2 separate regions of the Homo sapiens genome follow, and region 2 is linked to region 1. A link is a loop called in an ENCODE intact Hi-C map of the cell type or tissue named here. Cell type or tissue: mammary epithelial cell. All regions are shown on one strand.

Region 1 (8,000 bases):
TTGGTCTTCCTTCCTCCAACTGCTGATCTAGAGGTTACCTCTCCCTATGTTGTCGTATATGAATATAAGGACTTCTACATTTTTCTTTTTCTTTTTTTCAGGAATTTGGCTACTAGCAATGATAAGTGAATAGGAGGGTAATCTTTTCCCTGTGTTCTTGACCCCCTCCTCTCCTGTTTTCTTCCTGATATTATGTCACCAGTTACCCAAACCCTCCATCTCTTTAGCTTCAGCATCTTATCTTGGACTTCCTTCCCCGCTTTGATGCAAAATGTGTTCAAGTCTTCTTGATTCTGTCTCTCTCTCTCTCTCTCTCTCTCTGTCTTCTGGGTTCCCTTCAAATTATCTCCTCATTTCTCTCCTCTGATCTGACAACCTACTGAAAGAATGGCCTTTCCTCATTGCCTCCCATATTTTCCACCTGCAATACACTTCAGGAGGATTGTTGGCCACACCACTCTTGTAAAAGTATTCCTGCTAAGACCACCACTGACCTCCTAGCTGTCTACTCCAGTTTTCAGAACTTCCCTCAGTATGTTAGTAGTAGTTAAATCCATGGAATGCCTATTCCTCCTTCACTTTGAGGCCATTTAACCCTGTAAATCTCATTGTCACTTAGTAGTCGCTTTATCTGGACTTGACTATATAAACATCTGTAAGTAATGCATTCAGAAAACAGGTTTTGAGCATGTACCCTAGAACAGGCTCTGCACTAGGGCTGGGGAAAATTGGTGAGCAACACCTGCCAGCCCTGGGGCATGGTGGAGTAGATGGAGTGAGGGATCGCTCCCATGGGGGTGTAGTTGCAGGGTGTGATAAGGGCCATGCAAGAATGCCAGGAGAATGTTTAAGAGCAACCTTATCTAGACTGGGGATCTCAGAAACCTTCCCTGAGAAAGCTACTCAGCTGCATATTGAAGGAGGAGTGGATTTTAACTAGGAGAAGGGGGAGGAAGAACACCCCAGCTAGAAGGAACAGCATGTGCTTTAGAAGGCGACCTGTCTTAGGGGAGAGGGTGAGGGCTCAGCTTTGAATGCTGTCTTTGCCACTTATTAGTAATGTGATGGTAAAAAGAGAAAATCATGTGATGCCTCTGGGCCAGTGTTCTGGGGCCTTTTAGGCAATTATCTCTGCAGTTGCTTATAGAAAACAGGCCTCACATTCCAACTCTCAGGGGCTCATCTGAGGGTGCTCTCATTCTAGCAGAGGGTGTGGGGAAGCTGGCATGGAGGGGAAGGCCTGTGGTGTTTATGATTTGGCTTTGGGGAATGTCTGGTCATGGAGTCCTTTTTCTGGGATTTGAGGATGGTGGCGTGCCAGCCCCACTGATGGGTGGGGGTGGGCCTCTTGGGACGGGTAGCACCCTGTTTAGGTCCAGTGGACTGAGCTATCCCTCGGCAGCCAAGGCTGCAAAGGGCATTGAGTGTGAAAAGACCCTTTCTTGTGCAGTGATGGGATGTGAATGCTGGTTTATTGTGGAGCCAAAAGGCACGGCAGATGCTTGATGCAAGGCCCCCAGCATCTGAAAAAGTTCACCACTGTACCGCATCCTCCAGGGGCAGCCGCCTCTGCCGCCCTTTGATTAATGCACGTAGTGGAGGATTTGTGCCTTTGCCTGTTTGTGGGACTTGGCAGCCATCCACTGCCTAATGTGAAAAAGGCCTATGGAAGGATCGGCCCCTTTGAAGCAGGGGGCTGGTGGTGACTGCTGCGTGTGGCTGGGGTGTGGCCTCCAGATGCTAGAGGCCTTCACTTTCATAAATTTTCCTCACCGCCATTTGTGACTCCACACTCCCAATTACTGCACTCTCTGGAGGTGGCCATGGCCAACACAGGCAAACCCAGGCTAGTATTGTTCGGCTGCCAATGGGAAGACTAGAGACAATGCTGGGGCTGGCATCCCGGGGGATGGCACCCTAGGGTGATAGGAAAGAAAGAACAAAGTTCAATTCCTGCACATCCTTCAAACTCTGAACTTCAGTGGGGCTGGAGATGGAATGCTGCAATTTCTGTTTTGCTTAGTCCTCTAACCATTTCCATTTCTGTGCATGGATGAATTTTGCTCTTTTCTTTAGGGATTCGTTGGGGGAAGGGGAGAATACAGATTTTCATTTACCTTCTGAGAACCCTAAGGGAGAGATTAGGCAAGGAAAGGAGAATGTGGAAAGGGGTAATAATGTGCCCAAGATAACACAATTGAGGTTCAATCTTGGTGTGGTGATCACTTACCTTGCTGCCTCTTCGAGTAGATTATGCCGTGGGACAATTGTGTAGGCATGTTTTCTTCTCCTCTAGGGCCCAGACATGAGAAGCAACATTGAAGAAGGCATTTGCTCTCAAGTGCCAGCCCTGTACTTACTGGAGCCTGAGAGCTAGTGCCCCCTTAATATGTTGCCCTCAAGACTCCTCCTTGAGTGTTGCCTGGCCCAGTTCTGCCCTGCTCTCCCCACCACACCCCAAAGGCCCCAGGATCGAAGCCAGTTCTGCCCTGCTCTCCCCACCACACCCCAAAGGCCCCAGGATCGAAGCCAGTTCTGCCCTGCTCTCCCTACCACGCCCCAAAGGCCTCCGGATCGAAGCCAGGTTCTTCTTTCTTTCTGCATTTCCCACAATGCCCAGCCCACAGGTTGCACACAGCGGATATTCTCTTGGTGTTTGTTGAGGGGACTAGAACAATTTCAAAGACGGTATGTATCTATGTTGGGAGTAGAATTATGATGAGATGAGCTCACCAAAAAGGAGACAGTGAGTTTCTTTGGGGTAAAGATCCCTCTCTCATTTCTGGGCTGGGGGCTTTTAAAATACATATACTACCTAGTTTTGGGGCTAGCTGAGCCCTGGGCAAGTTCATATCTTGACAGAATCACAGAATATTAGTACTGTGGAGACCCCATCACTTTACAAACTAAGAATCAGGCTTACCCCAAGACGTGGCTGAATATTGGCAACACGCTGATACTTTTGGTCCCTGATGGTATTACCACCTCAGACTTGGTAGATGTGAAATGTGTATATTGAAATGTGTATATTGCTCTCTGACATAGAGCTCCTGAAACTGTGTAGGTAAGGGCACTAGGGAAATCTTTTTTTTAAATTTGAATTTGGTCTCTGACCCCAGTTCCTGATACAGAGCTCCTAAGACCTTTGCAATTAATTTCCTGAATGGTAGGAGTGAGAGATGCAGAGCTTCTAAATCCTTTGTAATTTACTTGGTGATAGGAGCATCTTTTGTTCTAATGAGATGATCCTTGGGGGGCTCCTGGACAGCCTCAGGATGGAGAGGGGCTCCATTGCTAGAGGAACCAACCATGTAATTAGAGGGTTGGACTTTCAGCCTCTCCCTCTAGCCTCCAAGGAGGGGAGAGGGGCTGAAAGTTGAGTTGATCACCAATGGCTGGTGATATAATTAATCAGGTCTATGTAATGGCACCTCCACGAAAACCCCAAAGGTCAGGGTTTGGGGAGCTTCTGGATAGCTAAACACACAGGGGTTCTGGAAGGTGGTGTGCCTGGGTTCTGGAAGGTGGTGTGCCTGGAGAGGGCACAGAAGCTCTGAATCCCTTCCTACACCCTCACCCTGTGCATCTCTTCCATCTGGCTGTGCATCTGTATCCTTGGTAACAGCCTTTGTAATCAACTGGGCAACTTAAGTGTTTCCCTGAGTCCTGTGAGTCACTCCAGCAAATTAACTGGATCCAAGAAGGGGGTTGTGGAAACTCCGATTTATAAACCGGTTGGTCAGAAGCACAGGCCACAACCTGGGACTGTGATTGATATCTAAAGTGGGGAGCAGTGCTGTGGGACTGGGACCTTTGCTGTGGGATCTGACGCTAACTCCAGTAGATAGTGTCAGAATTGAGTTAAATTTCAGGACATCTAGTTGGTGTCCGCTGGAGAACTAGTGGTTAGTGGGGAGAAGTCCCTACATGTTTTGGTGACCGAAGCTTTCTGTGTTGAGTCAGCGTGTGGAAGCAGGAAAAACAGTTTAGTTTTTCCTTTAGTGGTAAAGAATGTTTCTCTTCTGCTTAGGTGAAGGATTCCGACTCTCTTGTACTTGAGATTCTTTTTAGAGACAAAAAAATATGTGACGTTCGATGTAGTACATAGGTGAAATGAGATTTCGTGAAAAAGATAAAAAAGATTGAAAAAGGTGGACGGAGCAGAGGCTTCTTCCTGGTGGTGGCCCATCTCGCCCTGCCCTTTCCAGAAGCCTGCCTCAGATGCACTCACCCTTCTTGGCAGGCATCAGGGGTAGGTGTTTAGGATTACACAGGGGTTTAGTTCACCAGCCTTACAATTGTTTTACAGTAAGCATGACGGTGATGAATTGAGCACAAGTTTAAGAGAAGAGTGATTGATTTTCTGCCAAGCACCATTTTTATGTTCTTTTTTATCAGCCAGCCTCCAAAAAGGTGAGTTGTTTGATTTAGAAGCAAATGCTGGAGTAAGAATTATGGTTACTTCATGCAGTAACTCTCGGCCACTAGAGGGGGGTCGTGACCAAGCTTCCCTCTCCCTGGCCAGCTCCTGAGACCATCTTGCAAGATTTGCCGGGCTCTGCTAGGATGGGGCCCAAAGTGAAATGAGGCGTTATCTCTAGAAGAGTGACAATTCAGCAAAAGTCTGTTAATCATGGTCAGTTTTTCCCTCCGTGAAGCCAGTGTTTCCTACTTGAGCAAAGATAGCTTAACTTCCCAACAGGAGTATTTCTAAGGGTTACTGGTTATATAGTCTCTGGCTTTGGGCTCCTTAAAGATGTGGCCCCTGGGTATAGAGAAAATAGCAAAATGGTGCACATCCCTTCCCCGTTATTAGATGGGCGAGAATTTAACTGTGGGCATGAAGATTATACTCTTCACATATGGTCTGATATATGGCCTTATCAAGGGAGAAAATATTTTAGATTCCATACATGCGTGATAGCTGTTTGGTCACTGTTAAAAGCGTACCTCTACTAAAAGCAAGTATGTGGAGCTTCTTCCAAAGCTGGCATCCATGAAAAATCCTAAGAATTGCTACTTCCTTAAAGGAGGTCTCTGTGTCCACAGATGCCTACATTATTCCACAAAAACAATCCATAGCTTCAGAAGAGGGTCAGAGGTGAATGATCATTTCTGGAGCTCCTGTGTGCTGCTGTGCACGTAATGCCATTCACCTCCTGGGGAAAGTTAGGAGGATTTAAAAATAAATATTTTTAGTAATTGGAGAGCGTCTAAATTAGGTAAAAAGTGTTGGAATGTATAAGTAAGCAATGTATATAAGGTAGGGACAGTGGGCAGGCAATCAAGTAAGAGATTCACTGTGAATCATGAACAAAAATGGTTTGGTAGGTTTTTCTCTTGTTAATTTGGTTGTTGGATTTTTGTTCTTGACAAGCCGGGAAGCAAGCAGTTGACAGGGAGGGAGGAACACAGAAGGCAGGAAGATGAAAATACAAGGCTGAGCAGGGGAGCGCAGGAAGGTAACTGAAGAGTCCTTATGAGCAGGGACACATTGAGTGATTCTGTGTGGCTCCTGATGTCAGACCTGAGAGTTAACTGGAGATTATGAGGATTTGGATCCCTAGAAGAAAGAAATGTCATAACCAGCAGATCTGCTGAGCTGCCCTGCAGGAAAACCAGCCCCCTGTCCTGTGAGGTCTCAGGAAGAGGCTGCATGATTCTCTGTCAGGGACTTTTTTTGCTTTGTATTGTTTTTGATATTGGGAGGTTGACCACATGACTATCAAATCTAAGATCTGGTGGTTTGGAAATTCTGTGCCTCTACTCAGGCACCTCCCTTAGCCTAGAATTTCCTTTTTCTCATTCATAATAGTCTTTATGTCATTTGGAGTTTGGTTCTTAGTATTTGCACAATCCTGTTTTCTTGGAGGAGCCCATCTCTGTTAGCCTCTGTACCTTGTTTAGTGCCTGAAACAAACAGAGCTCCATGAGTGCCTTCTTTTCACTGAGGAGTGGGCTAACAATTTAACTTGAGTATAGGGGGATGAGGGGAGAATTTGGGAAAGCTGAACCGGAGATAACTTTTATATCTACAACCAGAGAAACAGGCTGGACTCCCGTTCCAGGTATCCTCCTGCCCTGTCTCCCCAGATGAAGGTTATGAAATCCACAAGCTAATGAAAATGCCTGGACTTGCTGTTCTGTCCTGGCAACCCCAGGCAGCCATAGAACCTGGAATATTCTCAACAATATTTAAGCCAGCATGGACAGTAGCCACAGGGATGCCAAACTGGGGCTGGCCCAGGAAAGCCGTGGACAGAGCAGCAGGAGCTCCCTGCTGGCTGGCCCAGCAGGCTAGCCCTGCCCTTTCATTGACAGCTCAATAAAACAGCCTCACAGTTCCCAGGATTGAAGCTTCTGGCCGTGTTTTTCATGTGACAGTGGTGTTTTTTGTACCCCTTCGATGGAAGGATAAGAATGAGTGTGTGAACGTGCCTGTATAGGGCTGAGGAAAAGAGCGTGATATTGGATGACATTGTTTTCATAGGTATAATGTGACATGGATGTGCCTTCCTACCTTGGCTACTACCTTTAGTTGTCTCCATGCAACTCAGATTAGGGAAATTAGGGCAGGATTTCAAGGATTAAAATGTGAGTTTTTTAATAGGCTTATGGTAGCTAACCACACTTCTGCTCACTCAGCTAGGACTCTGTCTTCCCTATCTTCTCCCTCCCCTGTTTTCCATTGATGCCCAGGTACCAATAAACCTAAGATGCCTTCACTCACTTCTATGACCTTCCTAGATATGTGGAACAAGGAAAGCCATATGACCAAATGGTGGTTTTCTTGCTATCTTCCTTGCACTGTTGCGTTCTGCCTTGATCCTGCCATTGCTCCCAGGAAAGCTGACCTTCAGATTGACAAACATTGTCCAGCTGAAGACCCTTTGTGGTGGCAGAGAAAACAGCCAGAACGCTGGATATCTGGCTCCGAGGTGGAGCTGGCACCTGTCACTCCTGGCTTGCCCTTCTGTTCTCCAAGAAGCAGTGTGGAGGGTGCCCAGTGGGTAATACATCTGTCGTTCAAAACTGTGCCTGGGAAGCAGAGGCACTTGCCTCTGTCTGACAGGCATGGCCCTTGTGCCAGAGAAAGCAGAGAGCAGAGGGGAAACCACTCGGATATGCTGTTGCTAGGAAGCATAGATGTGTTTGATGTTTTGATTTTAGCAGTATTGGAGGTTTGCCTTTTTAATAACATGAAAAACTATAGGTTTTTCTTATATCAAATATGTGCTTTATTGAAAATGTGTGGTTAAAGCAGAATCCTCTCATCAAATCCTTTTTTTCCACCAGTCATTAAATTAAAAAAAATTCCTCTGGAGACAGGAGAGGAGTGCAATAAGTTCAAAATGAAAATGACAGCAGAAAGGTTCTTGCAGAAGCAGCTTAGTTCAGAGGCTGTTATGGCCAACAGCTCCCGTGGCCTTGGCCGTATTAAGCAGTGGCCACAGAGTGGGAGCAAGGATGGAATTCATGTCCTTCAGATATCAGTGTCCAGCTGTCCAATCCTGTGGAAGCTGGGAAAAGGTCATGAGGTTACTCTCTTTCACTCTTTGAATGATTCACTGAATATTTACTGAGCTGTGTGTTCACGGCACTGTGCTGGGGGGCTAGATAAGCCAGACACAGTCCTTGTCCCCCGGAAAGAAAAGAGATGATGTTTCAAAGGATCTGTGCAATAAGAAAGGTATGAAGGACATGGGACCCTATAGGGAGTGGCTAACTTTTTTGGGGCCACTTGGCAAGCACCACTGAGGAATTTGAATTAAGTCTTAAAGGATAGACATTAGATTTTTCCAGTGGAAAAGACCTGGAAGTACCTTCCAGTCAGGAATAGCCAGGTGGATGGAAGTCCAAGGGTTGATGGGACATTCTATGATTTGGTAAAAGAATGAGTGGGGAAGAAAGAAATGGAGTTAGAAAAGTAGGCTGAAGTCTAGGCTGCTAGGAACCTTGAATTTGATGCCAAGAACTTTGAATTTTTTTTGTAGGTGCCC
Region 2 (8,000 bases), 300 kb after region 1:
TAGCTTTTCAGAGCCTTGATGCTGGTAAAGGAATTCCTGGGGCAGGCAATAGCAGGAATAAGATCAAATGAAAATGCACTCATACCTGAATCAGATTTTATTTGAGCCCCCACATGATTATCTCTGGAATCACCCTTGTTGTTATGGATACATTTTCTTCTTTGTTTGGCATGTTTTAGCCTTCTGCCCTCCACTGTAGAGTCCTCCAAATCTGGTTACCATGACAACACATAAATATAAATAAATAAATATTTTTATATATGTATGTATGTATATGGGTATATATATAAATTTTATTTTGGCTTGGAATGAGGGCGGAGGGGGAATCCAGCCTGCTGCAGCCAACCTCTGTCTCCAGCCAATACTGGCACATGGGAAAGGCCATCGTGTGGGCAAACACATGCCAATCAGAATAGCTATTTCTAACACTCCAACAGTACCCTTTAAACATTTCATTGGAAAAGTAGCTTCAATAGAATTGAAAGTCAGTATGTTAGTAATTCACCATTTGCTCCTAATTTGGGGGCAACATGGTCTTTAAATATTCACATATATAAATATTTATTTTAAATATTTAAAGGATTCCTTTCTGTTTCAGATGGGTCTTGGTATGGCTTCTTTTCAGGTTAACCTGTTAATGTTGGTGACTGCCTATGTATGTCTACACTTCTATGAGTCTTAATTAGAAAAAGGAAAAAGTAGTTCTGATTCATCTAAAAGAAGTGTTCCGCCATTGCCCTTGCAGTAGTCAGAGACAAACACTCTGAATTAGCAAAGCCATAGACTTAGAAGTCTAACTGGGTCCTTCTAATTCTAGATGATGTATTTATTTACAGGTATTCAAGGGACATAAAGTAAGATAGTTACTCAAGATACATATATATATATATATATATGTGTGTGTGTATATATATATATATATATATGTATATATATATATATATATATATATATATACACACACACACATTAGCCTGGGATTTAAGTGAGGAGGAGGCGTGATCCTGTTGAGGGTTGTCTGCTCACCTAGGATTCAGGGTGATAGATGGAAGCATAAAGTTGTCCAAAGGATATTTTAAAAGAAAACAAAACAAAATATGCCCCATAGGTGAACCAAACTTAATGTGGTTTAGAGGAATAGGAACTGTGTCTGTTCCCTCTTCCCATGGTGGGGGTCAGGGGTTGGGGGGTCTGGGGCATACAATACAACGCAAGTAGTCCATCCGTGGATACTCCTTAACACTAAGTGTCAACTTGATGTTTAATCCTAAGTGTCAACTTGATTGGATTGAAGGATGCAAAGTATTGTTCCTGGGTGTGCCTGTGAGGGTGTTGCCAAAGGAGACTAACATTTGAGTCAGTGGACTAGGAGAGGCAGACCCACACTTGGTCTGCGTGGGTACCATCTAATCAGCTGCCAGCACAGCTATGATAAAACCAGGCAAAGGAATGTGGAAGGACTAGACTAACTGAGTCTTGTGGCCTGCATCTTTCTCCTGTGCTGGATTCTTCCTGCCCTTGAACATCAGACTCCAAGTTCTTCAGCTTTTGGACTCTTGTACCTACACCAGTGGTTTGCCAGGGACTCTTGGGTCTTTGGTCACAGCCTGAAGGCTGCACTATCGGCTTCCTTACTTTTGAGGTTTCTGGGGCTCAGACTGGCTTCCCAGCAACTCAGCTTGCAGATAGCCTATTGTGGGACTTCACCTTGTGACCGTGTGGTCAATTCTCCTAATAAACTCCCCCCACAATATATTCATTTATCCTATGAATTCTGTCCCTTTAGAGAACCCTAATACAATTCTCAAGAGCAGAGCTAAATATTTGATTATTTTTCTGTGTTTTGCTGTTGGTTTAAGGTTTGCTGTGATGCCACTCTGCAACTGATTTATTTCAAGAAGTTCCAATTTATACCTATGGTTCTGAGCATTCAATGTTCATGCTTTGTACTCACCTTAAGCAACTCACAGAAGCATATTAGTGGGAAACATTTAATCTTTTTATCTTTATAAGATGTGTTTTTCTCTTCCCCTTAAACATGGAGAATTTTAAAGGTGATGCTTCTAAAATACTGAGCTATCCACATTTGCTCTTCTCCAAGGTAGGAATGACTTATCTGATGCATGAAGTTAATGAGACTTTGACATCCATTTGGCCAGGCTTACCTGAGGGCTGGTTCATGATATAAAAAAGATAACATAGAGCTCTCTTTTTTTTGGCCCTCTCCATTCTGCTGGGTCCTGATATTTTAGCACAGACTGTGATCCTCAGCACACCTAACTGAATAAGTGGACTCTGCGTCTGTTTATACTCAAGCTTTTCTTCATGTTTGCACAAAGTTCTGTGTCTGGTCTAAACTTAGGAGAAGAATGTAGGAAATATCCTTCATGTTCCTGGGTGTTCTCCATTTGAATATTACCCAAGAAACCATATGTTTAGGAGCTACTGGGTCTTCATGAATGATGATGCTTTTATCTGCATTTGGGTGTTCTGCTGTATTGATGATTTTACAATGGATAGAATCTGGCTAGAAGGAGACCTAAACCCTCCATTAGAACATAAAGACTCCTAGGAGTCCTCAGAAATAGTGCCTTACTCCCCAAACAGCAAAATGCTTTTAAATATATCATCAGCAGAATGGGAGTGCTATGATTTGAATGATGGTATCCCCTCCAAAATGCACATTGAAACTGAATCTCAATGCAACAGTATTAAGAGGTGGCCTCAGGTGGTGATTAAGTCATGAGGGCTTCACCCCATTACAAAAGGGGTTGAGTTTAAAGGAAACTCTTTGGCCATTCTGCCCTCTCTGCCACGTGACGACACAGTGTTGGTCCTCTCTGGAGGATCAGCAACAAAGCACCATGTTGGAAACAGAGGGCAGCCCTAATCAGACACCCGTCCTACTGGCACCCTGATCTTGGAATTCTCAGACTCCAGAGCCATTAAGAATAAATTTTTATTCTTATAAATTACTTAGTCTGTGGTGTTTTTTCTTAGAAGCACAAATGGATGAAGACAGAGAGGTTTGGCTGTAATTTCCTGCTCACCAAAATTGCAGGAGAAGAATGGTTGTTCAAATCTAGAAAAAAGACTTTTGAGAATAAAGTGTGTGGACCCCTCATTAAATGTGCAACTTTCTGAGAACTAGTCATATGTTTTATTAATAGAATTGGACAGAGATTTGGGAGTCTCTATTTATTATTTATAAGTTATATTAAAACACACCTGTATTGTCAAGGCTTTATGTGCCTGGTGGCAAAAAGCAATGGAATGGGAATGATTATTAGAAAAACCAGTGATTTCTTTAGAAATATCAGCCCTAAAATGAAAGAAAATGACTCCTAATATATACCCATTTAAAATGTTCTGTAATGCAGGAATTTTATCTGTTTTACTTCCAAGGATGACTGGGTCTTGTGATTGAGAGCAGAAGAAAACCTAGGGAGGAAACCAATGCTCTAGAAAGGAACTTTTTTCTTATGCCTTCCAGAAGCAACGATAACATGAACAATTGTACATCAGTCATCAGGTGTTACAAAAATTACACAGAGGCACCCCCTGCTGGAGGGAGGTGCTACTCAGCCAGGGACACTGCGGGAAGACAGAACTGTCTCTTGTATTTCTCTTACTCTTGATGGACAGAGGGAAAGCAGCACAGAAGAAAATGACTCTAAGGGAAGAAACAATCAGAAAGAGATAACACCAGAAATCTCAAATATTTGAGCTGAGAGAAATGCTCTCTTAAGATGCCTGGGAACCTTCCATGTTGAGACACTGCCAAGTTACTGAACGAGCATTGTGCAATCTTAGATGAAACATTTCCCTTTGCCAAGCTATTCTGCCCCGGTGAGGAATATAATGATGATGGTTGAGGGCTCAGGCTACACAAAGTGTGATGCTCCCAGGAAGGAGTCAGGGCACTTTGCCCAGGGGTAAATGCCCTAGAAGGAGCATGAGAGATGCCATGGTCCAAACCCGTTTTTCTGAGAAGACAGCACTGTGATTTGAAGAGAATAAATGATGGCACAAAGGAAAAAAAAGTGGTGGGACCAAAGGTAGAATACAGAGGTGCACATAGGGACTGCAATCTAAGTGTGGTTTTAGATCCTCTCAGCATATGAACAAAATTGAAGAACTACAAATGGTAGTTTGTGGGAAAGAATGCACACGAGGGTTGTGGTTCATCTGTGGACTATTGCAGTCCTTTTTAAGAGCAGTATTTACGAGTCCTAAAGGGCATTAAGGAAACTTCCTTGACAGCCATTAAGAATCAGAATAGGGAAGATGAAGAGTTCTGTAGTATCATGTTTGTGTTATAAATTTGAAAATTAATGCACAGCTTCGGGGATTCTGTTCCAAGATGGCTGAAGAGGAACAGCGCTAGTCTGCAGCTCCCAGTGTGAACGATGCAGAAGATGGGTGATTTCTGCATTTCCAACTGAGGTACCTGGTTCATCTCACTGGGACTGGTTGGACAGTGGGTGCAGCCCACAGAAGGCAAGCCGAAGCAGGGCGGGGCATCGCCTCACCTGGGAAGTGCAAGGGGTTGGGGTATTTCCCTTTCCTAGCCAAGGGAAGCTGTGACAGATGGTACCTGGAAATATGGGACACTCCCACCCAAATACTGTGCTTTTCCAATGGTCTTAGCAAATGGCACACCAGGAGATTATATCCTGCACATGGCTCGGCGGATCCCATGCCCAAGGAGCCTTGCTCACTGCTAGTGCAGCAGTCTGATATTGACCTGTGAGGCAGCAGCCTGGCAGGGGAAGGGGTGTCCACCATTGCTGAGGCTTCAGTAGGTAAACAAAGTGGCCAGGGAAGCTCAAACTGGGCGGAGCCCACCGCAGCTCAGTAAGGCTGGCTGCCTCCATAGTCTCCACATCTGGGGGCAGGGCATAGCTGAATAAAAGGCAGCAGAAACTTCTGCAGACGTGAAAGTCCCTGTCTAACAGCTCTGAAGAGAGCAGTGGTTCTCCCAGCATGGTGTTTGATCTGAGAGAATGGAAAGACTGCCTCCTCAGGTGGGTCCCTGACCCCCGTGTAGCCTAACTGGGAGACACCTCCCAGTAGGGGCCAACTGACACCTCATACAGGTGGGTGCCCCTCTGGGACAAAGCTTCCAGAGGAAGGAGCAGGCAGCAATATTTGCTGTTCTACAACCTCCACTGGTGGTACCTAGGCAAACAGGGTCTGGAGTAGACCTGCAGCAAACTCCAACAGACCTGCAGCTGAGGGATCTGACAGTTAGAAGGAAAACTAACAAACAGAAAGGAATAACATCAACATCAACAAAAAGCACATCCACATCAAAACCCTATCTCTAGGTCACCAACATCAATGACCAAAGGTAGATAAAACCGCAAAGATGGGGAGAAACCAGAGCAGAAAAACTGAAAATTCTAAAAACCAGAGCACCTCTACTCCTCCAAAGGATCACAGCTCCCCGCCAGCAACAGAACAAAGCTGGATGGAGAATGACTTTGACAAGCTAACAGAAGTAGGCTTCAGACAAACTTCTGAAGTTTAACAAACTTCTCTGAGCTAAAGGAGGATGTTCGAACCTATCGCAGGGAAGCTAAAAACCTTGAAAAAAGATGAGATGAATGGCTAACAAGAATAAACAGTGTAGAAAAGACCTGAAATGACCTGATGGAGCTGAAAACCATGGCACGAGAACTGTGTGACGCATGCACAAGCTTCAATAGCCAATTCCATCAAATGGAAGAAAGGGTATCACTGATTGAAGATCAAATGAATGAAATAAAGAGAGAAGAGAAGTTTAGAGAAAAAACAGAAAAAAAAACAAACAAAGCCTCCAAGAAATATGGGAATATGGGACTATGTGAAAAGACTAAATCTACATTTGATTGGTGTACCTGAAAGTGACGGGGAGAATGGAACCAAGTTGGAAAACACTCTTCAGGGTATTATCCAGAAGAACTTCCCCAACCTAGCAAGGCAGGCAAACATTCAAATACAGGAAATACAGAGAACACCACAAAGATACTCCTTGAGAAGAGCAACCCCAAGACACATAATCGTCAAGTTCACCAACGTTGAAATGAAGGAAAAAATGTTAAAGGCAGCCAGAGAGAAAGGTCGGGTTACCCAAAAAGGGAAGCCCATCAGACTAACAGTGGATTTCTCTGCAGAAACCCTACAAGCCAGAAGAGAGTGGGGGCCAATATTCAACATTCTTAAAGAAAATAATTTTCAACCAAGAATTTCATTCCAGCCAAACTAAGCTCCATAAGTGAAGGAGAAATAAAATCCTTTACAGACAAGCAAATGCTGAGAGATTTTGTCACCACCAGGCCTGCCTTGCAAGAGCTCCTGAAGGAAGCACTAAACATGGAAAGGAATAACCGGTACCAGCCACTGCAAAAACATGCCAAATTGTAAAGACCATCGATGCTAGGAAGAAACTGCATCAACTAATGGGCAAAATAACCAACTACCATCATAATGACAGCATCAAATTCACACATAAAAATAATAACCTTAAATGTAAATGGGCTAAATGCCCCAATTAAAAGACACAGGCTGGCAAATTGGATAGAGTCAAGACCGATCAGTGAGCTGTATTCAGGAGACCAACTCAAGTGCAAAGACACACATAGGCTAAAAAGAAAGGGATGGAGGAAGATCTACCAAGCAAATGGAAAGCAAAAAAGGCAATTCTAGTCTCTGATAAAACAGACTTTAAACCAGGAAAGATCAAAAGAGACAAAGGGGGCCATTGCATAACGGTAAAGGGATCAATTCAACAAGAAGAGCTAACTATCCTAAACATATATGCACCCAATACAGGAGCACCCAGATTCATAAAGCAAGTCCTTAGAGACCTACAAAGAGACTTAGACTCCCGCACAATAATAATGGGAGACTTTAACACCCCACTGTCAATATCAGACAGATCAACGAGACAGAAGTTTAACGAGGATATCCAGGACTTGAACTCAGCTCTGGACCAAACTGACCTAATAGACATCTACAGAACTCTCCACCCAAAATCAACAGAATATACATTCTTCTCATCACCATATCGCACTTATTCCAAAATTGACCACATAGTTGGAAGTAAAGCACTCCTCAGCAAATGTAAAAGAACAGCAATGACAGCAAACAGTTTCTCAGACCACAGTGTAATCAAATTAGAACTCAGGATTAAGAAACTCACTCAAAACCACACAACTACATGGAAACTGAACAACCTGCTCCTGAGTGACTACTGGGTAAATAACAAAATAAAGGCAGAAATAAAGATGTTCTTTGAAACCAATGAGAATGAAGACACAACGTACCAGAATCTCTGGGACACATTTAAAGCAGTGTGTAGAGGAAAATTTATAGCACTAAATGCCCACAAGAGATAGCAGGAAAGATCTAAAATCGACACACTAACATCACAATTAAAAGAACTAGACAAGCAAGAGCAAACACATTCAAAAGCTAGCAGAAGGCAAGAAATAACTAAGATCAGAGCAGAACTGAAGGAGATAGAGACACGAAAAACCCTTAAAGAAATCAATGAATCCAGGAGCTGGTTTTTTGAAAAGATCAACAAAATGGACAGACCATTAGCAAGACTAACAAAGAAGAAAAGAGAGAAGAATCAAATAGACGCAATAAAAAATGATAAAGGGGATATGACCATGGATCCCACAGAAATACAAACTACCATCAGAGAATACTATAAACTCCTCTACGCAAATAAACTAGAAAATCTAGAAGAAATGGATAAATTCCTCAACACATACACCCTCCCAAGACTAAACAAAGAAGAAGTTGAATCTCTGAATAGACCAATAACAGGCTCTGAAATTGAGGCAATAATTTAATTAATAGTTTACCAACCAAAAAAAGTCCAGGACCAGAAGGATTCACAGCCGAATTCTACCAGAGGTACAAGGAGGAGCTGGTACAATTCCTTCTGAAACTATTCCAATCAATAGAAAAAGAGGGAATCCTCCCTAACTCATTTTATGAGGCCA

The links. A loop is a pair of places that touch in the nucleus more often than their neighbours do. Peaks named below come from ENCODE experiments on the same cell type or tissue, not always from the same donor. Only the 100,000 strongest peaks of a DNase experiment are listed, where the experiment ranks them.
Region 2: a loop joins it to region 1, with 19 times the contacts of the local background. A loop is called at or near these places in 11 of 110 quality-filtered maps.

What each region holds. Positions count from the first base shown.
Region 1 is chr7:34,129,891-34,137,890 of GRCh38, forward strand. All of the region lies in intron 13 of BMPER (BMP binding endothelial regulator), which reads left to right. Among named protein-coding and RNA genes, the nearest start is that of BMPER, 230 kb to the left of the region's middle. In mammary epithelial cell, a CTCF peak has its summit at 4,490 (motif pointing right); DNase peaks (open chromatin) are centred at 3,671 and 4,231; H3K4me3 peaks cover 204 bases; H3K27ac peaks cover 2,621 bases.
Region 2 is chr7:34,426,976-34,434,975 of GRCh38, forward strand. The region is part of intron 2 of NPSR1-AS1 (NPSR1 antisense RNA 1); the gene reads right to left. Among named protein-coding and RNA genes, the nearest start is that of NPSR1, 230 kb to the right of the region's middle. In mammary epithelial cell, a CTCF peak has its summit at 3,578 (motif pointing left); a DNase peak (open chromatin) is centred at 3,586.